Regions from separate parts of the Mus musculus genome. Here region 2 is linked to region 1. Evidence: chromatin contacts called from ENCODE Hi-C data. All regions are on one chromosome and are shown on one strand. Each heading gives the region's core, a stretch centred on a gene start or an enhancer-like site at or near the end of the contact. The rest is flanking DNA. Distances are from core to core; before and after follow the strand shown.

Region 1 (5,410 bases), core at 1,636-4,135:
CCCAAGGTGGGTCCAAGGCACAGCTTTCTCCAGCCAGGTTCCATCCTTCCCTTGGGTGTGCCCTCCCTCCATCTGCGGGGTGAACAGGAGACCGAGAGACTGAGAATGCTCCATTAAGCCTGGTATTCTCCCTCTGCAATTCCGTGTTCATGCTTCTGCGTACCTGGGAGGGTGTCCCATCTTGTTTGTATGTCTGAGACTCTGTTTCTTTACCACGCCCTTGGAGTCAAGGACTCTCTGAGCCCTACAGCAGCCCCTGGCTGAGAATAGCAAACTCGGAAGCTCTTGTGTCTCTAGGCTAGAATGCCCACACCTTCCTGCCCTCTGGAATCAGCCCTTCTGCAGATGCTCACAGTGGAACCAAAGTTTGCCCAGAAAAGAGGCCAGCGGTATACCAGGCTTTCGTGGGAGTCGGGACCTGAAACCTTTGCTTTCTGTATCTGCTTTGTCCCCCTTCTCACCCCAGAGTCCTCAGAGACTCTTCTAAAACTCTTGTGAAGACAGAGAAACATGAACACAGTCTAGAGCAGTGGTGTTTGTTTGTTTGTTTGTTAAGATAGAGACTCACCAGAGGGATCTGACCCACGGGTTGAGAACCGCTGGTGTAACCCATGCCTCGGTTTCACATGGAGGGAGCTTAGTCACTGTCTTACATTTCATGACTGGCACCATCTTTACACCAGGCCTGAGACTAGTTCCCAGTGCCTTCCTTCTGTCCTGAATTCCCCAGCACAGTCCCTAAGAATGGCTTCACGCTCCCTCTCTCTTGTCTCCCATCCTGAAGCTAAAGGCCAGGATGGAGCCAGAGGACACTGGTGTCAGAGGACACTGGAGCCAGGGACAGGAGAAGCTGAAGACACCTTTGGGAGCCAAATGAAGCGTCTAGAGAGGATGTCTGAGTCTGTTTCCACCTGCGACTCAGAACCTGCTGCCCGAGGGTAGTGGCAAGCGGCACAGAGTGAGTGACCGGCAAGCATGTGATCACGGAGCTAGGTAAAGAGGAGTCCCTTGGGGTACAAAAGCTGACAAGAAAGTAAAGCCCCTGCCCTGGCCACCAGGAAGGTTTGCCCCTGGGAAGGCCACATGCTACTGGGTGAGTGAGCTCAGGAAGGGACAAGACCAGTGGCCACAGCTGGGCCTTACCCAGAATACCTTCCCCAGGTGCAGCACACCCACAAGTCTCCACTTGCCTTGCCTCTGCTCCTCCCCGTGGAAGTACCGCCTAATTGCACACAGGGAATTCACACAAACACACTTACGTAGCCCATACATAAATAGGGGCAGACACCCACATTCGCAGACACCCGTGTGCGTATAAAACACACATTTACATCCACCCACCCACACATGCTCTCGATCCAATGTTGTCCACCCACAGGCACAGACCTGTCTGCTGGAGCCACACAAACAAAGGGCACAGGGCCCAGCTGAGAGCAGAGGAGGGGATGGGGGTGGGTGGGGTGGGGTGGGGTGACTTCCAGATTAGGGCAGAGCCAGCAGCTGCAGGACTGCAAGTGCAAACCTGGAATCAGAAAAAAAGGGTACTCAGGAGCCCTCAAGTCCCCTCTTAGAGTCTTCCTGCCTTAGTATCACCTGTGAGGACAGGGGGAGGGGAGGGAGAGAGGGAGGGAGAGACAGAGAGAGACAGACAGACAGACAGAGGGAGAGACAGACAGAGGGACAGACAACAGATCAGCCAAGCAGAGAGTTCTGAATCCTTCCGTTCTACACTCCAGCCCGACTTAGGATTCATCTGGTGTGCTTTGCCTAGCGTCTAATCTTCTGTTGGCTCGAACGGGATGTCCCTCTTAAGATCGTTGGAAGTTAGAGTGACCTCTGACCCCCAGGGTGAAGATGAAGAGGAGGAAGAAATGTTTCCTAAAAGCAGAGCACCGTGAAGCCATAAGTCCCCAGTGAGGATCCAAGTGGGAGGGTTAAGGGAAGGCAGCGAGGGGCCTAGCAAGTCACCTCCTTCTCTGCCTTGGCCTCCTCCACCGTCACGGTGCTGTGGTTCTTGTGCTCCTGGAACATGCAGAGATAACAGATGCAGGTCTGGTCGGTCTGACAGAAGAGCTCCATAGTCTTGCCGTGCAAGGGACATTTTCGGGCCTCGAAGTCTCGGATGGGCTCGAGCAGCTGGTGGTCCCGGAAGGCAGCGCCCTCCAGGTGGGGCTTCAGATGCAGCTCACAGAAGGAAGCCTGGCACACCAGGCAGGACTTGACGGCCTTCTGCTTGTTGCCGATGCAGGAGTCGCACAGCACCTCCTCGGAGCCCGACTTTGCCCGCGCCAGGAGGCTGGAGTCAGCCCTGGGGTAGCTATTCCTGCGGACTTCCCCGGGCTCCACGATGGTCACCGTGGGTTTGCGGGGCTCGGAGAAAATGGACTTTCGCAGCTCCCCCTTCTCAGCAAAGGTCACAGGAGGTTTCTTGGAAGCCCCCAACTGGAGCCCCGCATAAGGGGACCTCCTGCCTTCCGCAGAGTCCATACTGAAGTAACTGGAGCCTTTGTCGTCGACAGACTCCACAAACTGGATGATAGGCCTGCGCCACTCATTGCTGGAAAATAGGCCACTCTTCCCCTCCCCTGACTTCAGGGCACTGCCCAGGGTCTTGCCCTCTGTCACCTCCCCACTGTGCCCGTTGGTTGTCTTGGTGTCCTTACTGTCTGCTTTAGTGCCATTCTCTAGGCTGCCGCTGGGACCCGGTGGGCTGCGGGTGTCCCTGGCTTCCGGGCTGGCCCCATTGCTCCTGCAGGCATCGGCACCTTCCATGGTAGGTCACTTGCTAGCCTGTGTCTGCTGGTTGGGGTCTCGTGGCAGGTGGCTTCAGCGGATGTCTCGGGGCACGAAGTGGGGCTGGCAGCCAGAGCCCAGGGACACACCTGTGGGGAGAAGGTGGGGCAGGAGGAGGAGCCATAGGAGGAGCAACCTGACAAAACGGGCCGAGAGAGACAGGCGGGGCAGAGTGGTTAATTACCTGGGCCACGCCTGCACATCCATCCCCAGCCCGGGATTTTAAAGAAGTGTTTTTTATGTCCCAGTTTTATTACTTCCCACCACTGACAACCTGTTAGGCTGCTTCATCAGATGCACTTCTGGCAGGAAGGCAGAGCCTCTGTCCACACAGGTGGGCAGGCTTTGAGGAGGTCATTGCCCCTGGGGGCAGAAGGTGAGGTGTCCGCAGAGGTTCACGGGACAGAAGGCTTCTTAATTGGGTCACACAAGCCAAATCGCCTTGTAATTTGCGGGTTGGACATCAAAAGCAAGTCTCCACCCTAGGACAGCATATTCTGAGGGAAGCTGTGGCCCAGGTCTTGTATGCACAACTGATTCTAACCAATTTGCGACTGATGTCTTGGGTATTTTACGTGTCTGAGCTTATTTAAGCCTCTCTACAATCCTCAGTCTGGCTCTCTCTCTCTCTCTCTCTCTCTCTCTCTCTCTCTCTCTCTCTCTGGTTCTCTCTCTCTCTCTCTGGTTCTCTCTCTCTCTCTCTGGCTCTCTCTCTCTCTCTCTCTCTCGCTCACTCTCTGGCTCTCTCTCTGCCTCTGTCTCTCTCTCTCTGTCTCTGTCTCTTTCTCTCTCTGTCCCCCTCGTGTGTGTGTGTGTGTGTGTGTGTGTGTGTGTGTGTGTGTGTGTGTGTGTACTCATGCCTCTGTATGTGTCTGTCTGTCCAACATCTTGCTCAATTGCACATTCCTTTTTTTGAGGCAGAAGATCTTCCTGAAGCTGGAGCTGGCCATTGGATCTGCTTGTCTCTTTCCTATCAGTGGTACTACAGACACAGGATACCACATCTAGTGTTTACATGGTGCTAGAGAGTGAATCAGGTCTTCATGCTTGCCCGGTGAACATTTCACCCACTGTGATATCTTGGAGGTCATTCCATAGGGCCCGGCCAAGAAGAGAAGGTGTGCAGGTTTTTCTGAGTCATACAAAAAAAACCTACTGTAGAGAAAGGAAAGAATCAATGTCTGGTCTCTGGGGAACACCCCCACCCCCAACCTGGCTGCCTTTGCCACCTGAGTCCCCAGCTGTGCCTTCTGACAGAGATAAAACTTAGGCACTAAGAGGACACTGACTTCAGCCCGTTACAGGCCTGGGATTATAGTCTGGGCCTTTTGAGGTTGTGAAGTTCCTTCTTCTATCCCTGGTTCTTAGAGCCACCTAAATATCTCACTAGAACATAGCTGCTGGAGGTTTTCCTATGCTCATGGCCCTAAGAAGGTGCACATGCAGGTCTTGGGTATCCCCTTAGAACAGACCAGAGCCTGCTTGGGGCCTGTGGGGCAGAGACACAGTGGCAGCGAGGGGGTGAGGGGTGGGGGTGGGGGTCCCTGGAGACCAGACATTTGACTTCCCTTTCTCGACAGGTTTTCTGGTATGAATCAGAAAAACCTACACATCTTCTCTTGGTCGGGCCCTATGGGATAACCTCCAAAATGACACAGTACAGTGTGGGACTCAGCTCTAGAGACATGAGAACTGCCAAGCTCTCTTCCTCCCCCACCCCCTAGCCAAGGACCAGAAGTTCTGTTCTTAGAGGCAACCTGGAAACTGCTCCCCCACAGAGTACAGAACTGCCCCCATTCCCCCTTGGGAATGGATGGATGGATACAGTAGAATGTGGGTGTAGCTGGAGTAGAAGGTTCTGGAGTGTGTGCAGGGGAAGGGTCTCCGTTCCTTCCACTCAAATTCAGGTTAAATCCTGGGAACCCCACCCCTTGACTCAGAAGGCTGGCAGCTAAGCCTTTGTTATCACAGCCCTGGGGAAAAGGCAGACACACTTGGCACACAAAGTAGTTAGAGGTAAGAAGAGATGTGTACTGGAAGTGGGATTGCTGACTTGTATCTGTCCTGGGGCCTCATGGGAACTCCTTTCCTTTGAACTCATGAGGCTTACCTAAGAAGAACTCATGAGGCTTTCTGGGTTGGGAAACCCAACTATGTTCCAAAAGCCAGGCCAGAGTTTGTAATGGCTTAGGGTTGTAATCCTAGCCACTTGGGGGGTAGAAGTAGGAAGATTGCCACAAGTTTGAGTCCAGCCTGGTCTACATAGTAAATTCCAGGCCAAAAATAGATAGATAGATAGATAGATAGATAGATAGATAGATAGATAGATAGATAGATGAGAGAAAGAGAGAGAGAGAGAGAGATCCAAACAAAACAAAATGAAAAAGAGAAAGGAAAAGCAGAGAAGTAAAGAGGAAACAGGAATGGAGAAGAAGGTAAGGCGGGGAAGCCAGGCCAGGTCAATGTCACTACACTGCACTCTTGCCTGAGGCCTGGGAGAAGCAGGGAGGGAAAGGAAGATGTTGTTCTGGTCTTTTGGTATAGACATGTCCCCTCCTCACCCACTGAAAGTCTCCTCATCCTAAGGGACCAGATGATGAGGACTAGAGAGGAAGAA
Region 2 (5,410 bases), core at 2,088-4,587, about 19 Mb before region 1:
TGTTAATCTTTAACTGAACTTCCTTGTAACTTTTGAGAACTCAGCTCTGGTACTTTTTCATGCCTTGCAAAATGGCGTTACTGCAGCTAGCTTGCTAAGCCTTATGGTGGGGTCTTTCACCAGCAGCTCCTCCCCATCTCGCCCCAGGGAAGTCTTTAGCACTGTCAAGATGCTATGTCCCTTGGGATCAATTCCCTTCCTCCAAGGCAAGAGAGTCTTTTGTAGTCTATCCCCTACATCCCTGCAGGATCCAGGGAGCCTGCCCAAGCTCTTTCCCTAGAGGCCTCATCCTGGGGGGAGGAAAGGGACCATAACTCTGCCTGGCATCTGGCAGAATCCAGTTCTTTCCGCCAGCCTGCTGGGTGATGTCACCTATTGTTGAAGTGCTGTGCTTTTTATAGCTTCTGCAGCAGCAAGGGAGGGCAGCTGGTTGGCTGGCTGGCAGGCGCAGGGAAGGGCAGTATAGCTTTCTTTATGAGGCTCAAGCTCCCGGCCCTTCCCTGGGTGGCCCTACTCAGAGGAAGATGATAGAGCATCACACAATAGACAGACAGACACAGTGTTCAAGAAAAGGAGAGTGGATTCCCAGGAGAAGAAAGGTGGCAGGAGGGAGGTCCCTCTCCCTGGTGGGCCAAGCTCAGCATCTTTCTTTTATTTTCTCTTTAAGCTCCACCACCAGCATCTGCTCTCTGCAACCCAAAGATAACACCCCTCCTGGGGATCTCAGTGGTAGAGTGCTTGCCTGGCAGACTCAAGCCCCTGGGCTCAATTCCTATTACAAGGAAGAAAGGGAGGAAGAAAAGGAAGAAGGGAGAAAGAGAGGGAGGGAAGAGGGGGGTAGGAAAGGAAGGAAATACAGCCTGGGTGCCCATTCTGTGCCAGGCAGCATTGCCCTGTTGGGGACACAGGGAGAATGGCCTGCACTATGGAGCTGGCTATTGGTAAGTCATCTCTGCATCCCGAAAAGGGTGAGTGCAGACTGGCATTTCCATTACGACTGGACAGAGTAGCTGGCAAGCCCACAGGAAATTGCTATAGACAGATGGCTCAGTAGCTACCAGTACATTTTGACTCTGACGTCAACAGGACGCCTGTGCTGCTTTTCCTATAAAGAACAGCACAAGGCCCAGCATGGTGGCCCACACCTGTAATGCCAGCACTTGGGACGTAGGAGTATCAGGATCAGATATCAAAGGCCATCCTTGGCTGCATATGGAGTTGGAGGCCGGCTTGAACTACACGAGACCTTAAATAAATAAATAAATAAATAAATAAATAAATAAATAAATAAATAAATAAATAATGGCTGGCCCTCTGGGATGGAGGAGATGGCTCTCTGGGTAGCAACTCTTACTGTGTGCGCATGAGTACCTGAATACAAATCCCTAGAACCCGCATAAAAACTATACACATACATATACACACGTACCCACACACACAAAATAAAATCAATATTAAAAATAAAAGCTCAGCACATAGTGACAGGTGGCCCAGGAGACTTGATAGTGACAACGAACCACCTCATTCCCGGTTCATGAACTTGTGTATAGTTTTGTTATTTTATTGTGGGCTCCTACTTCTAAAAAGTCAAAGTTAACTGTGAAACAGCTTCAGGCAGCCTTTCCGGAGAGAGCCAGAAGAGGCGCTGTCGTCACGGGAGGCCATGGCTATGTGCGTTGCTTTCCTGAAGACCTAGATGTTACAGGGACCAAAGATGCAGAAGCCAGAGTCAGAGCTACCCATGACCCTGACCCTGCAGGTGTAGGTGGGCATCATGTCTTAGCTTTGATAATAAAATTAAGAAGTGAGCAGAGCAGAGCACACTATGCCTAATCTTGACATTTGAGGAGGAAAAGGGAAACAGTTCAAGGTCATCCTTAGGTACATAGTGAGTTCAAGGGCAGTTGGGTCAAAAAAATTATAATGAAAGAAAGAAAGGAGGGGCCAGGGAGAGGTTCAGTGGCTGAGACTGCTTGCTGCTCTCATATCCCTGATTCCATGTCAGGTGGCTCACAATCATCTGTAACCCCAGCTCCAGGGGATCCAGTACCTTCTTCTGGCCTCTATAAACATCAATATGCACAGACACATACATACACACAGATACAATAATACATACATACATGTATACATACATATATAACTAAAATATAATTTTATTCTCTCATATATTATACCCTGACTATAGTTTCCCCTCCCTCCCTTCCCCTTAGGCTCTCCCCAACCCCAATATAATTATTCTTCAAAAGGAAAAAAAGAGTCACATCTAAAGTTTGACCTATTGAAAAGTTGTCTGTAATCCTTAATGTTATATAAGCATTACTCAAGTAGGTATTGCAGATCCATGGTCATTGTCTTAGTTGGGGTTTCTATTGCTGTGATGAAACACCATTACCAAAAGAAACTTGGGGAAGAAAGGATTTATTTCTATTACATTTCCATATCACAGTCCACCATCCAAGGCTGTCAGGACAGGAACTCAAACAGGTCGGGAACCTGGAGGCAGGCGCGGATGCAGAGGCCATAGAGGAATGCTGCTTACTGGTTTGCTCTTCATGGCTTGCTCAGCCTGCTTTCTTATAGAACCCAGGACCATCAGCCCAGGGATGGCACCACCTACAGTGGGCTATGTTCTCCCAACATTGATCAAGCATCCATCAAGAAAATGCACCATGGGTCAGTCTGATGGAGGCATCTTCTCAACTGTGATTCTCTCTTTCAAAATGACTCTAGCTGTGTCAAGCTGACATACAACTAGCCAACAGTCATCTTCCTGGGAGGATACAGATTTTATTTTCTTTAGTCGTCGAGGCAATTGATTTCATTTTCTTTAGTCGTCGAGGCAATTGTGTGGCACCGGTAGAGTCACCCCTCAGCTGAGAAAACATGTTCAGAAAAATCTAAAATCCTTGGCCACAGATTCACAGTGACTCAGGTCAGAGCCTGGGTTTGCAGGGAGCTTGCACAAGCTCAAGGTCAATCCTTGTTGTCTAGCTGACCTGTCCCCACTCACGCACACTCTGTTTTGGAGGCTCTATCTCCTCCTTAATGCGCCAACTTTGCCCTCACTTGTCTGCGCATGTCCGCATGTCCGCTGTCTCTCAGGAGACTGAGCTCCTGGAAGCCAAGACACGCCCCGCCCCCCGCCCCCCTCCACCCCCACTTATCTAATTGATTAAACGTGACTGAGTGTGACAAGACCCTGGCTCCGGGCTGGAAGGGGACTCTGGCACAGCTGGCTTGCTGGAGGAGAACCCTCCACGCTTCTCTCCACCCCTTCCTTCCCCAAATCCTGTTTGGCACAGTCTCAGGTTTCCTGTGTTATTGCAGTAAGCTCCCAGCACACTCCCTGGGCAGAACCACTGTGTTCCTCCCACATCCCAGATACACTTTGTTTCTAGCAAATTCCATGCATTCTAAGAGACAGGAGTTTCCTTCTGGGTGTTTTAAGCCCACTGTGAACTGCAGCTACTCTCCAGAGCCCAGAGCTTTTTTTTTTTTTTTTTTTTTTTTTTTGTCTCTGGTGCCAACTTCTTGCTGTGTCAGGCCTCGTGATTTCTTCCCTCTCAGCAATGTCAGAGATGTCTGGAACTAATGTGCAGATGAGAAAGCTGGGCCCAGGAGAGGAACTTCCAGGTATCAAATAAGAGACACCTCTCTTTGGGGTATTGATTCTCCCTGGTTCCCCAAACCCTGTTTAGGTGCTAGGATCTTACATTTAGCAATCACCACTGTCCAGCTGTATACACCTCTCTGTCTCTCTTTGTCTGTCACTCTCTGTCTGTCTCCCCCCACCCCCTGTTTCCCAGAGGCTGGACCTGGGGTCCCACTTCCCTTGTGTTCCTGTGGCACAAGACAGCTGCCACTCTAACAACTCAGTTCACATGACTTTGGACCCAGCTGGATTTAAGCCACAAGCCTCTGCAAGACCCATAGACCCCTTTACTTTCTACACCAAGAGTCAGAACCTCAGAGAGGTTAATGGCTCATCCAGTGTCACTCAGCTGGTGAGTGAGGTTTGTCCTCAATGCACATGCACACACACACACACACACACACACACACACACACACACACATACACACACACGAACATGTATGCATATGCATTCACATTATATACACAAACACATATAAATGTATATAATTTATTTCTTATATGTTTATACATGTATCATATATATTCTTATACATGTATGCACATATACATGGCATGTCTGTACATAGCAAGATGTAAAGATACAACTTGCCATCACATGAAAATAAACAAGCTATGAAACATGCATAACAGCAGCTTTTTGGAACAAAAGAAGAAAGTGTGTGTGTGTGTGTGTGTGTGTGTGTGTGTGTGTGTGTGTGTGTGTGTGTGTGTGTGTTGTACACATGTCTAATCTAAGCATTAGTCTTCTCAATTGGAGGTGAAAGGAATGTGTGTCTTCCTGGTCATCACCACACTCCACTGTTCCCACTGTTTCTAAACTAGTCCTCACTCCACAGCACTGTTAGGTGGCAGAAGGTCATGCCAGGTCCCTCTTCCTGTCACTCTTGCACACTAGCAGGTAGTGGTGGGTGGTAGGCGAGAGCTACCAAGGGACTTCCAGTGAGGAAATTTGTTCTCAAGTGGGCTGATTCCCTGAAATGGAGAATGGTGGTTTCAAGTTCTCCATGGAAAAACTTCCTTCTTATCGAGTTGATAGACAAGTTATGGGGGCTTTTGTGGGGAGGCCCTTGCTTCCATAATCCGGGGGAGGTGCACCTGATTGGTCAGGAAACTTGGCAAAGGAGTTCTCTTCAAGCACCCCAACTTCAGCCTTGCTTGCCTTCAGATGATCTTTGTGCATTGATGGTCTAGCCAAATGGTGAGCGTGATGAATTGACATCACATATTAAATTGTTCCACTCTTGTTAGCCAATTGTTTTCTGTCTAGATGATGTCATAAGGAATATCCCATGCCTTCCTAGGTATATTAGTGACATAGTTACTTCTTTTGACTAACTATGAGAAAGCACTACCAAGGCAACTTATATAGAAGAGTTTATTTGGTTACAGAGGATTCATGATGGTTACAGAGTTCATCATGGCAGGGATGCATGGCGGCAGCAGCAGCAGCGGCGGGAGCTGAGGGTTTATGACCTTTAGCATAAGCATGACCTTAAGCATGAAGCAGGGCGTCAACTGGAAGCCCTAGCTGGGTGGGGGTGGTGCACACCTTTAATCCCAGCATTTGGTAGGCAGAGGCAGGCAGATCTCTGGGTTTGAGGCCAGCCTGCTCTACAGAGCAAGTTCCAGGGCAGCCAGGGCTACACAGTGAAACTCTGTCTCAAAAAAAAGGGGGGGGAGAGAGAGAGAGAGAAAGAGAGAGAGAGAGAGAGAGAGAGAGAGAGAGAGAGAGAGAGAGAGAGAGAGAGAA

The links. A loop is a pair of places that touch in the nucleus more often than their neighbours do.
Region 2: a map of T-helper 17 cell shows a loop between it and region 1 (45-fold over the local background). The contact joins the enhancer-like site here to the promoter of Trim29 in region 1. A Hi-C loop is called at or near these places in 5 of 37 maps with a recorded cell type or tissue (T-helper 1 cell, T-helper 17 cell, T-helper 2 cell and 1 more).

The regions. Positions count from the first base shown.
Region 1 is chr9:43,308,238-43,313,647 of GRCm38, reverse strand. Trim29 (tripartite motif-containing 29) reads right to left here and starts at 2,885. Exons shown (of 9, transcript NM_023655.2): 1 at 1,969-2,885. The coding sequence starts at 2,772.
Region 2 is chr9:62,433,883-62,439,292 of GRCm38, reverse strand. The region is part of intron 3 of Coro2b (coronin, actin binding protein, 2B); the gene reads left to right. Among named protein-coding and RNA genes, the nearest start is that of Gm40523, 21 kb to the right of the region's middle. Within about 2 kb of position 3,337, at least 1 of the 3 ENCODE cell types and tissues checked has a DNase peak (open chromatin) inside an H3K27ac peak, as active enhancers do.